Regions from separate parts of the Homo sapiens genome. Here region 2 is linked to region 1. A link is a loop called in an ENCODE intact Hi-C map of the cell type or tissue named here. Cell type or tissue: dorsolateral prefrontal cortex. All regions are shown on one strand. Links, peaks and the distances in the headings refer to the core of each region. The heading gives the core; the rest is flanking DNA. Region 1 holds the start of PPFIA2-AS2 (PPFIA2 antisense RNA 2). Region 2 overlaps PPFIA2 (PPFI scaffold protein A2).

Region 1 (8,350 bases), core at 207-8,206:
AGAGTCAAATAAAACTTAACTCCGTATCCTTATACTTCCTAATTTGTAACATTGGCTCAAATGGCTCCCCTTTTAAATTTGGGGTCTACTAAATCAGAAGTTAATAGCGGGCTGGGATAGGAAGCATAATCATTTTATTTCCAAGGGCTGATACCCTTGCTGGAATCCTTTGTATGTCATTAAGATTGGACGTCTCCCTGGACAGATTCATATGGAGGCAAAGTTTTGCATATATTTTCAGTGAGTTAGCAACCCACTGAAGGCTCATGGAACTCTGTTCAAGATAAATATTTCACAACTGTTTTTAATGTTCAATCATCATTTATCAAGTGTCTGTTGACATTTGCTTTCAGGTATCCCTTCACATTTCTTTGATAATAACATCTTATATTTTCACTGGAGACTTTTCCTTTCTTATTCTAATCCCACAGAGACTGTCAATGAAGGAACCAAGAGCCCATGGCAAATGGGTGGGCACATGACCCAAGCCAGGGAAATCAGAATATTATTACTTTACATGTTTCTGGCTGAGCTATGGGAAACGATTCTCTCTATCTACTAAGGAAGGTAAGCTGGTAGAATATGAAAGGGGTACTCTTTGCCATTAATTCCTATTCATGCAGAAAACACATGGAAGAGATGAGGCCCTAACAAATTGCTTCTGGTCCTGATTCTAGGCATCCTTAAATCATTCCTACCCTTGGCATTTTAGTAATATGATCCAAGCCCCAAATTTCCCCTTTTGTGCCCCAACTCATTTGAAATGGTTTTCTGTCACTTGCAACTAAAAGTGACTTGCAAATGCAGCAGGAAACATGGAAGACAATACAGAGTATGCAATACCTAAGTGAGGATTTTGGAGAATGGCTAAGAATTTACCAGACAGACATGGTAGAAGACTTTTTTAGGTGTGTAGAAGATCACAGGCATTTTGTGTTTCTACAACTTTGTGTTCCTCGCACTGTAAGTTGTTTAATATTCCTGTGGCAAAAAGTACCTGGAAAAAGTTGGAGGAATGATGGGACTAGCAAAGCTAAAGTGCTTCAACTAAATCTCAGGCATCTGTGTGCTTTTTCTCTCTGGCTTATTGCTTTGTCTTGATCCTTATTTGTGTTTTCTGGTTGCTCATAAGCTTATAACAGCCTGATCCATTCCTTCTAGGCACTCTCAAACACGTTATATTTTCAAGCCAATCTTCTAGGTTTCATTCATATCCTTGCCTCTGTCAGGTTGATTTTGGCTCTGACAAGCTCTGACCCTACACAATAGACAACTGGTAGTCTTGGCGGCTGGGCCTCCAGTCTGCAAAATTCTTTAGCCTTCATTTTTCTTTTCTACCAGCTTGAACACTACTATGTCTTGCAACAGACTCTCTTCTAGCTCCTTGCCTGTGAACAACTGTTTTTCTTTGATATCCTGGAGAGATTCATTTATCTCAAAAATATTCATTCAGCACTGATGACATACCAGGCGTTAGGGAAACACAATGGGAGGAAAAGGCAGAAATCCTTCCTAATGGAAATTGTACTCTCATTGGGGAAAATAAGTTATAAACAAACATAAGTAGAGCATATTTTTAAATGGTGTTAACAGAAAAGAGAAAATCAAACCAAGTGAGGAATGCTGTGAGGTATAATTTGATTACAAATTAGGTGATTTCTGAGTATGGGCTTGAGGACAAGAGGGAACAGCAATGTGGATATCTGGGAGAATAACTTTCTAGAAAATGTAAATAACTATTGAAAACAAATATTGAGATTTATAACAATATTTCAGGGAGTTCTTTCAATGATGTAAAATGTCCTCCCTAAAAGAGAGGTAAAACATCAGTGCAAGTTGATGCCTTGGAGACTTAAGGAAACATATTATCATGAAAAAAATGATTTGGGCAAAAATAACAAAGACCATTAAATATCTTTTTATGCTAAAATTTTAGGATTTCTTGAGGGTTTAATAAATATTAATACATTTATTCAACAAATATTCATTTGATCACTGTTCTAAGTATCACAAAATACTGGGAAAAATGCAGACAGTTTCCTTCTCTTGTGTAGATTACATTCTAGTTAAGGAGGCAAAAAAAAAAAAAAAAAAAGGAAGCAGTAGGACTACAATAACAAAATAGCAATTATTTATTTAGCTCTTATAATGTGCCAGAAACTGTGCTAAGTACATTATATAAATTTGCTTCTTTTCATAAACTTTGCATCTACATTATCTTTTCTTTCCAGGTTTGAGATTTCTTGGTAAAAGACCCTGAGACTATTATATTTAATGGCAACAACCACAATTGCTTTTGCACCAACCTAATAATAATCAGGTACAAGTAGTTTGAAAGGTGATTCCTGGAAGTGAAACATTCCTTAAATATGCTTGAAAGGCTGAGGATGAATCCTGGCCCATGTAGTTGTTGCTGGTTGTACGATCTTGTACAAGCTATTTAACCTCAAGTTCAGGTTCTTGTTATATCAAATGGAGGGCAAATAATATCTACTTTATATTGTATTTGTTTGTAAAATACTTAGTCAAATTTGATGTACATTAAACACTTGCTATGTAATGACAATGACAATAATGAATTGACTTCCACTTGCCTCTTCAATTTTATCTTTCTATTCATATTGCGTGCTCTAGCTTACTGAAAGGCTTCGATCACACATATAAAAAGTGCCGTCTTGGCTGTGAGTTTTTATATTCACCTGGGTAACCTTTGTTCCTCTTTAACTGCCTCTTAGTCACTTAGCTTTTAAGTCTTTCAGATGAATTCGGGGACAATATCTTCCCAAGGAGTTACAGAATGCCTTAGTAATCTCCAGTAACTCATGTCATGCAAGTGATTATCACAACTGGATGTTAGTTTTCTCACCAACCATTTTGACACAGTGCCTTGAGACTAGAAACTGTTTCTGATTCATTACTTATTCTCAGTTCTTAGGACACTGACTGACAAACAGGAGGCACTCTAGAAATATTTGTAGAATGTCAAAAAAAATGATGACAGGCTACATGAATGAAAAAAAAGCATATGAGGAGTTGGAAAAATTGGACAGAAATGTTCACAGGATGTATACATGGAGAAGAAAATTAGTTATCCATATAGAGGAATATAAGAACTTGAAGGTCTTTCAAATGTTCATATTATAGGCTTCAAGGTTAAAAAGGATTCTGGGTAGAGCTCACTGGGGAAATAAAGAAATAAAAGAATGGGAAATACTGCAATGGCTTTGTAGGAAAGTCACTGCTCTAGCGTGAGGAGGCAGATAAAGTAGAAGGCATAAGCAACTGTAAAGGAGGCTAGCAGCAGGATCATGGAAGGACAGTTTAATGAAAGTCATCAAGAGTTGTTTTGTAAACTCAAAGTAATAGGCAATTTCATTGCATCTTAAAATATAACATTAAAATGTATTCTCAAGTATACTGCAGCTTAGGTAATATGATTCACATGCATTGAAGCACATTGTGTATTTGCTTTAGATTTAGAATGAATCGTTGTTTGTGGACAGAAAAATGGAATTCTAAGAGTGTCTAAGAAACTAATTTCTGCCAATAGAATTTTCCAATAAAAAAGGAAAAGCAATGTAAATTGATTTAGTATTCACTTCATTTTCCTTTGTCTTTCTGAAATATTAATATACATGAAGAAATGGGAGTTGAGAAATTAAATTTCTAATTAAGAACTTCTAGCTGTAATAATAGCTATGTCTTGAACATTTATTACATGCCCCATATGAAATAAAACAATTTACATACATTACCTCATTTAATCTTTCCAGTAACCTTGTAAATTTGGTATTTTTATTTTCATTTTACAAATGAGGCAACTAACACAGAGGAAATATGTAATATACTTGAAGTCATACAGAAAAAGACACAACAGAGATATTTCTGATTCAGGTCTGATTCCTTCAAAACATTTTAAAAATATTATGCTGTAATGCCTTTTGGTAATCAGTGAAATGATTCATTGCATACACAATTTAAATATTTATCAAGGTCAGGACTACAAGTTTGTGGTCTGATTGCAGGGGGCTTTTCCTGACCTGCGTTGGCAAACAATTTAGAAGATGTCTTCAAAAACATTTAAAAGGTGTCTTCATATATTCCCCAAAATAAAAAAAGTCATGGTTTTTACCTTACTGATTATTTTCATTTATAACTCGTATACAGCATAAGCACTTAAACTTACCCTGAAAAAAAATTAACTACTTTTTAAAATAAACTACATCTACATAAAATCTTTCATGCTATTTCTACAGGGATTTTCATTCTCATGTTTTTAAATTAATATTTGTCTCTACTTATTTAACAACTTCCAGATAGTGCCCACATCTAATTAACAAAGATTCTTTTCATCTATTTTTATCCCAAATTCAATTAACAATTCCCAGGGTGACACTTATTGAAGTCTCACTACACCAACACATAATTTGCTTCTACACAGATACTTATTCTACTTCTAGCTGAATTCCATGCTTAGATTATAATGAAGTTGAAACACACACACAAACAACAAGAAAAAACTAGTAAAACAGTAGGGATTTACAATTTAAACTTAAGCAACTTTCAGTCACAATAGTTTGCATTTGTATCGCTATTTATTAATTGGGAAACCATAAAGGTTGAAACACTTATTTAAATAGAATTAAGAAACCCAAGCCAGTAACTATTTCCTTTTCTAGCTCTGCATTTGGAAATAAGATTTATAAGCATCACTGAAGCACGTTAAAACCAATGGAGAGCAACTTCATGTAGTCTGTGCAGTTTGATCAGCTTACATGTAACATTCAATTTAAATGGCTTTCATTAACCATGGGCAGATTTTGAAAGCTTGTGACACCAAACTGTTCCAGTGAATAATCAAATTGCTTTGAGGTAAGAATGAGAGGTTTGCATTGTGAGAATTTATCTTGGTTCAGGTAAAAAAAAAAAAAAAAAAAAAAAAAAAAAAAAAATATATATATATATATATATATATATATATATATATATATATATATATGTTTGTAAGAATTTTTACTACATAAAATACTTCCACTCAGTCAACTAATATTTATTGGATGAATAAGAATATTCTACATTTATTTATTTTAAACTTCCCACCCCAAATTTGGCTGACTAGTACTCCCAATTCCTATACAGATAAATTACCTAAGTGCTAAAATTTAAATGCACATTACCAGTAAGTTTCTGGTGACCTTTTAATTGAAAATACATCATATAAAAAGTACATAAATTTGGCTATTTCCAAATTTTACATCTAAACTAGTCTTTCTTGTATCTAAATACACATGGAATTCAAACTCAGTTAGTTTATAATGATTAAAAAATCCTCTTTAAATTAATATTTAAAGGGTTTTTTAAAAAAGAAATCTTCCTAAAACAGTAACTGGAATGCAAAACTGTTATTTTTAGTTTTAAGTTTAAAACAGAATGATTCCAATAGCAAAAAAAAAAAAATCAAATATATTCTCAGGTAGAAAGTTTTGCTTTTTTGCAGGAGATGTTTACACTATCCATTTAACTTAGAATTATAATATTCAACAATAGTAATTTTGACAATAGCTATACTTTGTCATTGTTATTAACATGTAATTCTAATGAAAATTACAACTTTGTACTAACATCTCTCTTCTTTTTGTCTAATCAGTATTTCAGTCAATACATTTTCTGATGCTTGATAATGCATCATTTATTTTAACCATCTATGTAGTTCCCTAATAATTAAAATGACAATAAAATAAAATACTAGCATCTTCATTAGAGGCATGTAAAAGGCTACAGAATATACAAAACAATTTATATTGGTCAGAAGAATTAGTGGACATTGTTAAGGCAAGACTGTTATTTTACTAGGTTAGCAACTAAGAGTGGCATAATATGGAAGAATAGTAAGAAAAATAGCCAAGGAAGCTGTTAATACAGGAAAGTGAAAGAATTAATCCAGAGAATGAAAGCAAACACCAATTTCTAAACAGTTTTTCAAAAGTGTTAGTGGTAGGAAAACACATTCTTAACCACTTGTATGTATCACTGCATGAAAGCAAGACTCAATTTAGAATATATATAAGCAGATAAATAAGGAAGGGTAGAGAGTATTCATTAAGGTAAACAGTACTGAGAAGTGCCCTACCAAAGATAAAGAAACTGCAATAATTCAGTGTTGAGTGCTGACAGTATTGGCAGTAATTGCGTTAAAAGTTTTGAATTTCATAAAGAAAATATGGTAAAATCTCCATCACCAAGGAAGATGCTATTGCTAATAACTTCTCACCTCCTTGAACAAGACAGAAAAATCCTATTCAAAAAGGGAAATAGGTGTCTCACAGTGAAAACAGCAAACAGAACTTACTGAAGGTATTGATTATTATAAAGTACTTCTTTGTACAGAATGGAGGCTATCTTGATTCATACTGGTTCCTCACAATCACTCCCACAGGGCTCTTTGCCCTCTAAAGTCAGAGGTATCAAAATCTGCTAACTTGGTTTAGTTTCAGCTAAGGGCATAAATGACAACTGACTGCAGTAATTAATTATCTCCCCAACTACAATAAAAAGGAAAAGCAAAATTAAAGATACTGAGTTAGGCTGAGAAGAGAGTGAATGCAAACTAAATAATCCAATGTGTGTGTACGTGATCATTTTATAAAGCAGGAAACATGCTCTGTGAATGAGAGCATTTGTTTTCAAAAGTCTCAATAAATATTTATTTTTAAATAAAATGAAATGTTAATATATGACTAAAAGTTTATATTTCATTTACTTTATGTATGCTAAGAAGTATAAAAATACTTTGAGCAAACACTGTTAATAGTATTAAATTTAAAAAGATAAATCTGCCCTATTCTAATCATGTCTTTGTCTTCTGTTTATTCAAGTGTATTCCATTTGCTTTCGGGAATATTTGGATGTTTTAGAACTAACATTCTGCTTTAATAATCCAAACACACTATAATTCCATCAATTTGAGTCTCTTAAAATGTTACACTGAAATGAATCTCTCTGAAGATGGACTTATTGATTTCTATATTCTTCCTCTAGCATCATGAAATTTGACCTCTTCAGCCGTGCATGGTTAACACTGTAAGTATACATGTGTTTTTTTGTTTTTTCTCCAATCATGGCAAATGTGTCGAAATTATAGGCTGTGTCCTAGATCTATTATTTTAGTTCTATTATGGCAAAGAAGAGAGTTTTAGGGAAAAGCGTTTCAAAGTGTTTGAAAAGTGCTTGAAAAAAATATAGAAAGCAGAAACAATATTCATTAATCAATCTTGCATATAACAAAGCAAGCTAGGGCAATAAAAAGGATTTATTCATTTAGTTCCTTTCTTAGAAATAACAAAAGCATACTAAACCCATTGTTCTGGCCAATTCCTTTTAAAGTAATCCATTTACTTCAGTTCTAATGGTAATTATCATGTTACATTTATCTGTACCCATTTCCATTTTATTTTTATGTGATTTTTAAATGTGCACATATCAAAATAATGTCAGTATGAGAAGGAAGCAGAACTTAAGTGGTCTTTACACCCTTACTATTATGAATAAAGAAAATGAGATTTACAGAGAATAGTGATAATTCTATTTGTCTCCAACAAATTGCCATCTAGTCAGTCTCACTGTAGACAGGACACTCTGCCTCCCTAAATCTCAGTTCAATTACCTTTAAAGGAGATGGATAGTATCATATCTAAAAAGACCACAATGACATTACCAAAATCAATAATAAGCATAATATTTACTGAAAGACTCTTTATGCCAACCACAGTTTTACGTTGTTTGAATGTATTAATTAATTTAAAACTCACAACATCATTATAAGTTATTATTATGGTTCAGCCAATTAAGGTAAAAAGAAAAAGGAAATTGCCTATGGTTACAAAGCTAGTGAATAGCAGAATGACTTAGGGAGAAAGTAAGTTTCACTTGGTGGGCGTTATAGCTCCTCTTTGGAGTAGGTTTGTCTCTTTCCTTAGCCTTCTATTTCCAGAGTAGAATATATTTACTGGAACCAAGTAAATACTCTATTTAGAATAAAGGTTTTTTTATTTACCACTTTTCCTTACTTGCCAACGCTAATTTCTAACTACTCAAAGCTATCCACTTTCCATAAAATATTTCATACTTTTATTGCTCCTTATTTCTGTTTTTGTCAGACCTGCAAGCTAAAAATTGTTTTGACATTTTTGAATAGTTGAAAAACATTAAAAGAGAATAATATTGTGTAAATTATAAGAAATTCACTTTCAGTGTCCATGAATAAATTTTAATTGGAAAATGGCCAAACTCATTTGTTTACACATTGTCTATGATTGTTTTCACTCCACAATGGTAGAGAAGTTGTGACAGA
Region 2 (8,350 bases), core at 108-8,107, 50 kb before region 1:
TTTTTAAATCATTCTAGGTGTTCAGTATTTTGAAAGGCTTTTGGAAGGTCTAAGTAAGTCACAAAATAGGCATCAGTTCCTTTAAGCAATGAACCCTGTAGCTTCTCCTCCTGAATCTCCTGTGACTCTTGCATGTAATCTCATTAAAGAACTTGCATAAATAAGCCAGGTAAGAATTTTTTTAGAGAAAACCTATTACCCATCGCTCTGCTTCCTGGAGTGTTCTCTGTTGTCCTTTCCAATTACCCAGAGTCTATCTTTTTTCAGAGTTGAGCCAAATCAAGCCCTTTGTAGTCACTCTGGAACTCATTTTACTTTCTTCTTAGATGAGATATTAAGAGAGAAGAGTGGTCACTGATATTCACTCACCTTAGCTTATCTCTCCTCACCTCTCCACCTATTAGATCAAAACTTAGTAGACTGAGTTCTCATGCACCTCCTATTTCCATTATTGTTTTTACGAAATTACTTGTCCTCAGAAGCATGAATGTTCTATAAATAATTGTTGTTTAATAAATATTCAGTTATCCTGTAACTTATTATAATAAGTTCTGTTTAGCTAGCTTACCTTAATTATTTCTATAATACTTTATACTTGTGATATGATTTACTATACATATAATCCCTACTGCTTGTCTTATTTTATCTGCAAACCAAGCCTGTGATATAATCAGAAAAATATCATTTATGCATATTTAGGTACAAATATGTATTTATTTAGAATGTTATTAAGGAAAACAGGTTTCCAAAATGAAGCAGCTTGTAATTATCTGTGAGTCCTAGGAATGTGGATTGTCTTATTCTTGGTCTAGGGTTCCTTCCACTACAATCTGTTGATCAAAGAATAATTGTTCTATATAGGCCAAATCATCCTTCATTGTAGATAAATGTCACATTGTTAGGCTGCCCATAATGACTCAGTGCAGTGATAGACTTTTAGACAACACTTTGAAACTCTGTATTTTGAGACATAAGGTCAAAAAAACAAGGAAATGGCCATTTATTCTTAATCAAATATATTTAATCTATTGATTTGATAATGCTTATTCTATGCATTGACTCCCCTGATATTTTACCAGTTCTTCTCCTTCTCCTTCTCCACCATCCTCATTATAATCATCATAACCATGTGAACACATAACATTGAAATAATAATTTCAGTTCACATGTAAAAATCAGAATCTTAAAAATGTGAAAAATAAGAACGATTTTCTCAATTAATGACTTACATATGTAAAAGTTCTTTGAGTGTTTTTATGCCTGCCGAACTTTTTCTCATATTCAATTGAGTATGGAAGTACTTAAAATATCAAATATTGTTTTTCCTTACATTTATATTGAAAAGAATTTAAGACACTTCAGGATTTTTTCAATTTGAATTTTTATTTGAGAATCTGAAAAATGCTTTACCAGATATTCATTTATTCATTCTATAATATATCTTGAGAGCATACTATATGCAAGATAGTTTTTTAGGTGTTGAGATTATGGTAGTTATCAAAACAAATACAAACCCATCCTCTGGTGGAGTTAACTTTCTAAAGATGAACATAACACCAAGAAAGATGAACTTCTACTAAAAGCCTATGGTAGTGGAAAGTTTCAAACGGCTGCTATTATTCTGTGTTGCCTAGTAAATAAGTGACTAAATGAGTGTGTCCTTCTAGGGTTTCTAACAACTTTAAATAAAACATCTCAAACACAAAAGGAAATTATGTGTGAATTATTAACATATAGATCTATCTATGTATCTATCTATGTATCTATGTATCTATCTATCTATCTATCTATCTATCTATCTATCTATCTATCTATGATCTATCAAGTAAGCTGCCATCCATTGCTTCTTTTTCTTAAGATGAGATAGTGAATCAAAGTAGATGAGTATGGCTAAATTTATTTGAAGTTTTTGTTTTCTTTTCTTTTATCTGATTCATTTCTCTTTTCCTCTTTTTTTTTTTTGCAATTACTTTACCGAAATAGGTAGATGCTAAGTGACCATAATCAATAATATTTGTTTAGTCACATAAGCATTGAACATATTTCTGCATGTTTCTACACTGAACACATATAGAAAATTTTATGTCGAATTCAATTTCTGTATTGAACACATATAAAGAGAAGGGCTGACGCCTCTTCTTGAATGAGATGCAATCTCCCTGTACACAGTTCAATTTCTTCAATTAAGAATCTTTTAATATATTTATATATATAATGAAATGCAGAATACAAAAGTTAACATTTTAATTTTTTATTGATTATCTACAGAAATAATCTCTAAGTTAAAAAGTTATTTTTGAATGTAAAAACTGCAAATCAGTGAAGAGTCAAAACATGATAATGACTAGTGAGCAATAGGAAGTACTGATTTATTTTAGTTGAGGACATATGAAACCATAAGGGAATTCATGTTGATTTTCAGTGAATTATAGATAAGCTTTTAGTTTAATGTTACCTTGGTATTGTGGGTTCAATTAAAGAGCCAGTTCTCATTTTCAATTGGTCAAGTTCAGATCTCAGCTTTTCAATTTCTTCTGCTAATCTTTCCTAAAAAATCAAAACAGTGTTACTCAGATGCCAGTAATATCAGCAAGCAATTATGATAAATGAGTCTTAATGATTTTTTTTAAAAAGGAAAAACTGAGGATATATTTTTATTAAAGGTTATTACACATAATAATAAAGCACGCCAAAATTTTCCCCTTGTAATAAAAAATGTGGATAGCAGAAATTAATAAAAATTTATCTACAATCTCTGGCATTCACTAATCCTGAATATTTGAAAATTCGTGGGAATATTAAAATTATGACTAGCTATGTAGATGTCACTTAAAAATGCAGAGTAGAAATCATATGCAGTTTTGAAAATAAAGAAAATGTCTTATTTATGCAGTAAATGAAGAACTTTCATTATTCTATGAGGGTTAAAGGACATATGGGTGAAGGAAAAAGATGATTGGATTGAAAGAAAAAGGAAAGTAAACCCTCTGGCTTTTACTCTGCATGAGATAGGCAACAATTGGAGGATTTTTTTAAAAAATATTAATTAATTAATTAATTTATTTATTTATTTAAAGACAGGGCCTCACTCTGTCACTGAGGCTGGAGTGCACCTTAAAAAGTAAAGTTAATAACCAATTAGCTTGATATTGTCACCATTATTTGTACTTAATTATAATTTTCTCAAATTGGCATTTTCTGGTCTATAAATTTATGAAGATAGGGGTTGTCTTAGAGCTTTAATTAACTGCTCATGTAAGCATTCAATTTGGTTTTAATGATTATAACTGTTATATTGTTTTACAGGTCTAAATGTATCATTCTAGATTTTTCTATTACTGTTTTTCCCCTTCCCAGTGGCCAGTGCTTGATATTTTACTTTACTCAAACTTTTCTCACCACATTTTTTTTTGTTAATGTGGCCTTTGCAATGTTTCTCTTTTCTGTTCTTTTTATTCTCACTACGTCACTACCATCCTACTCTAAGCCCTTTTTATCTTTTTCCTGAATGATTTTTACCAGCTTCAGTCTCTTTCCTACACATTTCTCTGCTAGACATATAATTTCAAAACACATGTACAATAAACTAATGTGTTGCTTTAAAATGTTCAATAGTTTCTTATTGATTTGTAAATATCTTTGTTCATTATTTTCACAAAAGTGCGCTGAGTACCTCTTGTGTGTCAGGCACCTGAGATACAGTAGTGAGCTGACAAATGTCTTGCCCTCATGCAATTTAGAATTTAGTAGAAAAGATGAATAATAAACAAGTAGTAATATAGAAATATAGCATGTTGTTAGAAAGGAGAAAACAGGGGAGTCATGGAAGGGTTTTTCAATAAAGTGATACTTGGACAATGACCTAAATAAAGGAGAAATTAAAAAATGAGACTCTTAGGAAAAGGCATGGCAGATAAAAGCAACAACACGTGCATACGCCTCTTAGTGGAAATGGAGTAGAGGGTAAGGAGTCCAGTGTGGCTGGATTGCAGAGGTTAAATTGACAAATAGAGGATACTTTTTAAAAGTATGATTGCAGAACTCAGGAATGGTAGTCCTAAAAGAGGTTGTAAACCACTTCAAACTCTGGCTTTTACTCTGCATGAGATAGGCAACAATTGAAGGATTTTAAAAAATTATTTTATTTATGTATTTATTTATTTAAAGACAGGGTCTCACTTTGCCACTGAAACTGGAGTGCAGTTCTGTGATCACAGTTCATTGCAGTCTTGAACTCCAGGGCTCAAGTAATCCTCTTGCCTCTGCCTTCCAAGTAGTTAGGAGGACTACAGGTGTGCACCACTGCACCTGGCTAATTTGTTTTTAATTTTTATTTTTGTAAAGATGGGGTCTTGCTATGTTTCCTGGATTTTCTAGCAGAGAAGTGGCATGATCATTCTAATGGCTGTGAAATAGATTGTCAAGTTGAATTGGGAGTCAGAAAAGAGAGGAAATTTTGAGGCAAGAGAGTAATGGTTTGGACAAGAATGGTGTTAGGGTAAGAGTGGCTATATTTTGGCTATATCGTGAGAGTAGAAATAAGAGGATTTGATATTGGACTAGATGTGGGATATGAAACAAACATAGGGGTCAAGACTAAGTCCAAGTTTTTTAGCCTGAGTAACTGAAAGAAAGAAAGAAATTGTAATTATGATTGACTGAGAAGACTGCTGGTGTGTTAGGTTAGATGGTGGTGGTGTTTGATGTGTGGGAGTGGGGTGAGAATAGACTGGCATGTTACATTTGAGGTACCTAGGTGTCCAAATGGAGATATTGAGTTGGCAATAGAATATATAAACTCTCTCAGGGAAGAGGACCCAGTAGGTAATCTAAATTTGGATGTGCTCAATTTATAGATGGTGTTTAAATCCAGGAGATCAGATGAAGTCACTAGGGGTGAATCAGAGAGAAGAAAGGAAAGCTACCTAGAAACTTCAAATTGTAGAGATAAAGATGGAAAGGGAAACACTGAGAAAAGAGTTTGAGCCTACAGAGGGTTTTGCTGATAATGGACTGTGAGTACAGTTAGTTTAGTGGAAATTTGAGGAATTATAGAAGATGTGGTCAGATTAGTGAATGTGCCCATCTAAATGGGATGATAGTTCAGACATGAGATATGATCTGGGATTTACTCTCTCTGGAGACTGACATAAGCAAGGATGCAAAGCATGGCATGATTAGTACTCTTGGTTGCTTAGGCAGATTGTTGGAGTTACAAGGCTTTGGTAGGTGGTGGGGGAGTGGGTTCTGGGGATATTGCCAGGAGCACACAGAGCTTTGGATAACATAACATGCATAACAGCATCACGTCCAAAATTCACAATCTGCTCAAAAACTACTTCTTTAAATACATACCAGTCACAGTAAACTTCTGATGATTCATCAAATCAATCATCTTGATTTTCTTTGTGCCGTTGCAGAGGATTCATCCTCTACTTAGAATGCTCTACCTTTATGAAGATCATATATGTCTTTAAGAGGCTACTAAAAATGTAATCTCTGTGTTGTTTTTGTGAACTACCTCAGAAAGAATCAGATACTATATTCTAGGCCCCACATTACATTGTTCTAAAGACCTATCTTTCAGGAGATTGTGGACACCTTGACTGTAGAATTAGTTATTTTTAATTGCTTCATAATATGCAGCATCCAGTAGGGTTAAATGTATAATTGTTCTCTTTCCTCTATTCTTCATCTTTTCCAATACCTTCTATATCCCATACTATCCCTCCCTCCCTCCCTCCCTCCCTTCCTTCCTTCCTTCCTTCCTTCCTTCCTTCCTTCCTTCCTTCCTTCCCTCCCTCCCTCTTCCCTTTCCTTCCCTTCCCTTCCCTCCCTTCTTTCTTCCCCCTCTCCCTTCTTTCCTTCATTCTCTTTTTCCCTTCCTTCTCTCTCTCCATTTCTTCTATCTTTTCTCAACATACAGTTATAGATCACTTCTTAAGTTAGCAATCCTTTCTTCTTTAAAAAAATAAGATAAAATTGCTAACAATAACTTTAAAGGCTAATGAAGAAGGAAAATACTATTAGCAATTACCATTAAAATTTCACAATCTGCCCTTAGTTTCCTCTTCTACCACATACCCTACAACAGGAATAATTGATTCCAGCCAAATAGTTGTGCCTATTATTTAAAATGTCACACTCATTACCCATCCCCTCACCCCACCAAGCACCTGTGATCATGCCACATGCACTATGTTTGAAAGCCTGGGGTCAGAGTCCTACTTTCCCTTAAATCTTCAGTCAAGTCCCTCCTTCCTGAAGTCTTCTTCACAGCAGCAATATATCATGGTCTTTCCTACCTGTAGCTCTTACTGCCTACTTCACTAATTTGGCATTTGGCATCTGCTACCCTGCATCCTCATTGGTTTGTAAGGGCTGTGTTCTCTCTCCTCAGTTAGATTTTTTTAGCTCCTTTGGAACTAGGATTATGTTTGGACATATATAACTTAGCATAATTCTATTTATAATAGTATTTAATGTATTTCTGCTGAAAGAATATCTAAAACTGACATAAATTAGCGCATATATTTTAATTCTATTTATATAAGGCATAAAGCAAGGCAAAACCATTTTTTAATGTTATAAGTCAAGATAGTGATTATCCTTTAATGGAAGAGTATGAGTATAGACTAATTTGGGGGGAGTTTCTGAAGTGCTAATTTTTGGTGAATTTGGGTTACAAAGATTCATGAAGCTCTTCCTCTCTATGTACGCTTTTCTGCACATATTCTAAAAAGTTAAAATTGTTTTACAAAGATAGCATACTAAAATTATTTTTTCAAATTTATTTTACAACAAAACATTCATCAGTGGAATAGAAAATAAAAATAGAAAATGGGCCCAAAACATAAGTTTCCATTATACCTTATCATGTAAAGATTCTTCAAGATTCTTTCTGAAAGTTTCTGATTCTTGAATTAAAACATTCTAAAGAAAAGAAAATAGCAGAAATAATTAATAAATTAAACATAAAATACTTAAAAATATATTGATTAATATCTTATCACTCAAGAATCCTCTTAGATTCCTTCCTTAGTTCAGGTATTTCTTGGTTTCCATGGAAACCATGCTTTGATGAAATTTTCAAATGTGAGACCTTCACATTTAAAAAATACATAATTTAAATGGGAAATGCTATTTTGTAACACTTGAATGAACAAATGAAATAAATATTGCATTTTAAGCTACTTCTGTTTGCCTTTTCTCAGACCACATTTTAAATCAGAAACTATTGGTTATTCTTCAAGTAAGAAAAAGTGAGCAACAAGCTAAATCTTAGAGGTGTTATAAAAAATTCAGAAGAACTCACTTCTATTGTCTGAAGAAAGAAGAAATCATGAAATCATATTTTTTAAAATTTCACTTTCTGGACATCTACTGCAATGTGGAATTAACAATTTATAATGATACTTAAATTATTAGAGAAATAACAAACTCTAGCTATTCAGAAACCTAATATTACATGTCACAAAGTCAGTGGAAATAAGTTGGCATCATAGATACTTAAAATAAACCTTGCCAGAAAATTATTTTTGTTGTTAAAAATTATTTATTTTTCTACAAAACACACAAGTACTATAAGACATTATTTAAAATAATGTATTCTTTTTCAAAGTTATAGAATAAAATTAAACTAAGAGTGTAGTAATTGCATAGGGGCCATGTATTTGAAGTTGTATGAGAGGAAGTCATGTCTTATTACTTTCTAATGGGTAAATTAATCAAACTAACTTTTTGTCAAAACATTTTCCCTATTTTGGTTTATTTTATGTACTAATGGAAAATGTCTAGCTAAAATAGTGATTGGCATTCAATCTAGATTTCTAAAATGATGTGATCATCCGGGTTTTATACCCTACCTTAATTTATGCTCTGGAATTGGTAACCAGCTCTCATAACTCTTGCTGGTCTGGTAGCTGCCAACTATCAATGAGACATATATAACTGTAAATCACATTGCAGACTGTACAGAAGCACTATTTCTGAAATAATGCAGCTGAAAATACTGGGTTCCTAAACCCTCTACTGGGATTGATACTAGTTCTTTTGATGATATAAACTCACTTACATTTTGACTTTTAGACTGGTGTGTAGGTATCAGTCACTTGACACGTGAATATTTCAAATCACCTTCCCCCCAAAAAAGTATTGACTTGTGTCTCATCACTTTTCTATTTTGCATACCAGGCAAAGGATATATAAAATATTTTCATCATAAAAGCACAGCATATTTTAATACATTTGCCTCATATGAACATGTGAATATAAAAGATTTATATATCATGCAAATTTTTTATTCATCCCAAATTTGATCTTACACTTTTTTAAATAAAAAATATGCATT

Evidence for each region. Hi-C counts contacts between places; a loop is a spot of excess contacts. Peaks named below come from ENCODE experiments on the same cell type or tissue, not always from the same donor. Only the 100,000 strongest peaks of a DNase experiment are listed, where the experiment ranks them.
Region 2: a loop joins it to region 1, with 2.9 times the contacts of the local background. A loop is called at or near these places in 2 of 110 quality-filtered maps.

What each region holds. Positions count from the first base shown.
Region 1 is chr12:81,410,260-81,418,609 of GRCh38, forward strand. All of the region lies in intron 7 of PPFIA2 (PPFI scaffold protein A2), which reads right to left. PPFIA2-AS2 (PPFIA2 antisense RNA 2) reads left to right here and starts at 6,846. Exons shown (of 3, transcript NR_199032.1): 1 at 6,846-7,080. In dorsolateral prefrontal cortex, for the core only: no CTCF peak of the experiment used is centred there; no DNase peak of the experiment used is centred there; H3K4me3 peaks cover 2,330 bases; H3K27ac peaks cover 3,298 bases.
Region 2 is chr12:81,360,238-81,368,587 of GRCh38, forward strand. PPFIA2 (PPFI scaffold protein A2) reads right to left here. Exons shown (of 33, transcript NM_003625.5): 14 at 6,871-6,933; 15 at 2,456-2,547. Among named protein-coding and RNA genes, the nearest start is that of PPFIA2-AS2, 53 kb to the right of the region's middle. In dorsolateral prefrontal cortex, for the core only: no CTCF peak of the experiment used is centred there; no DNase peak of the experiment used is centred there; H3K4me3 peaks cover 1,028 bases; H3K27ac peaks cover 6,150 bases.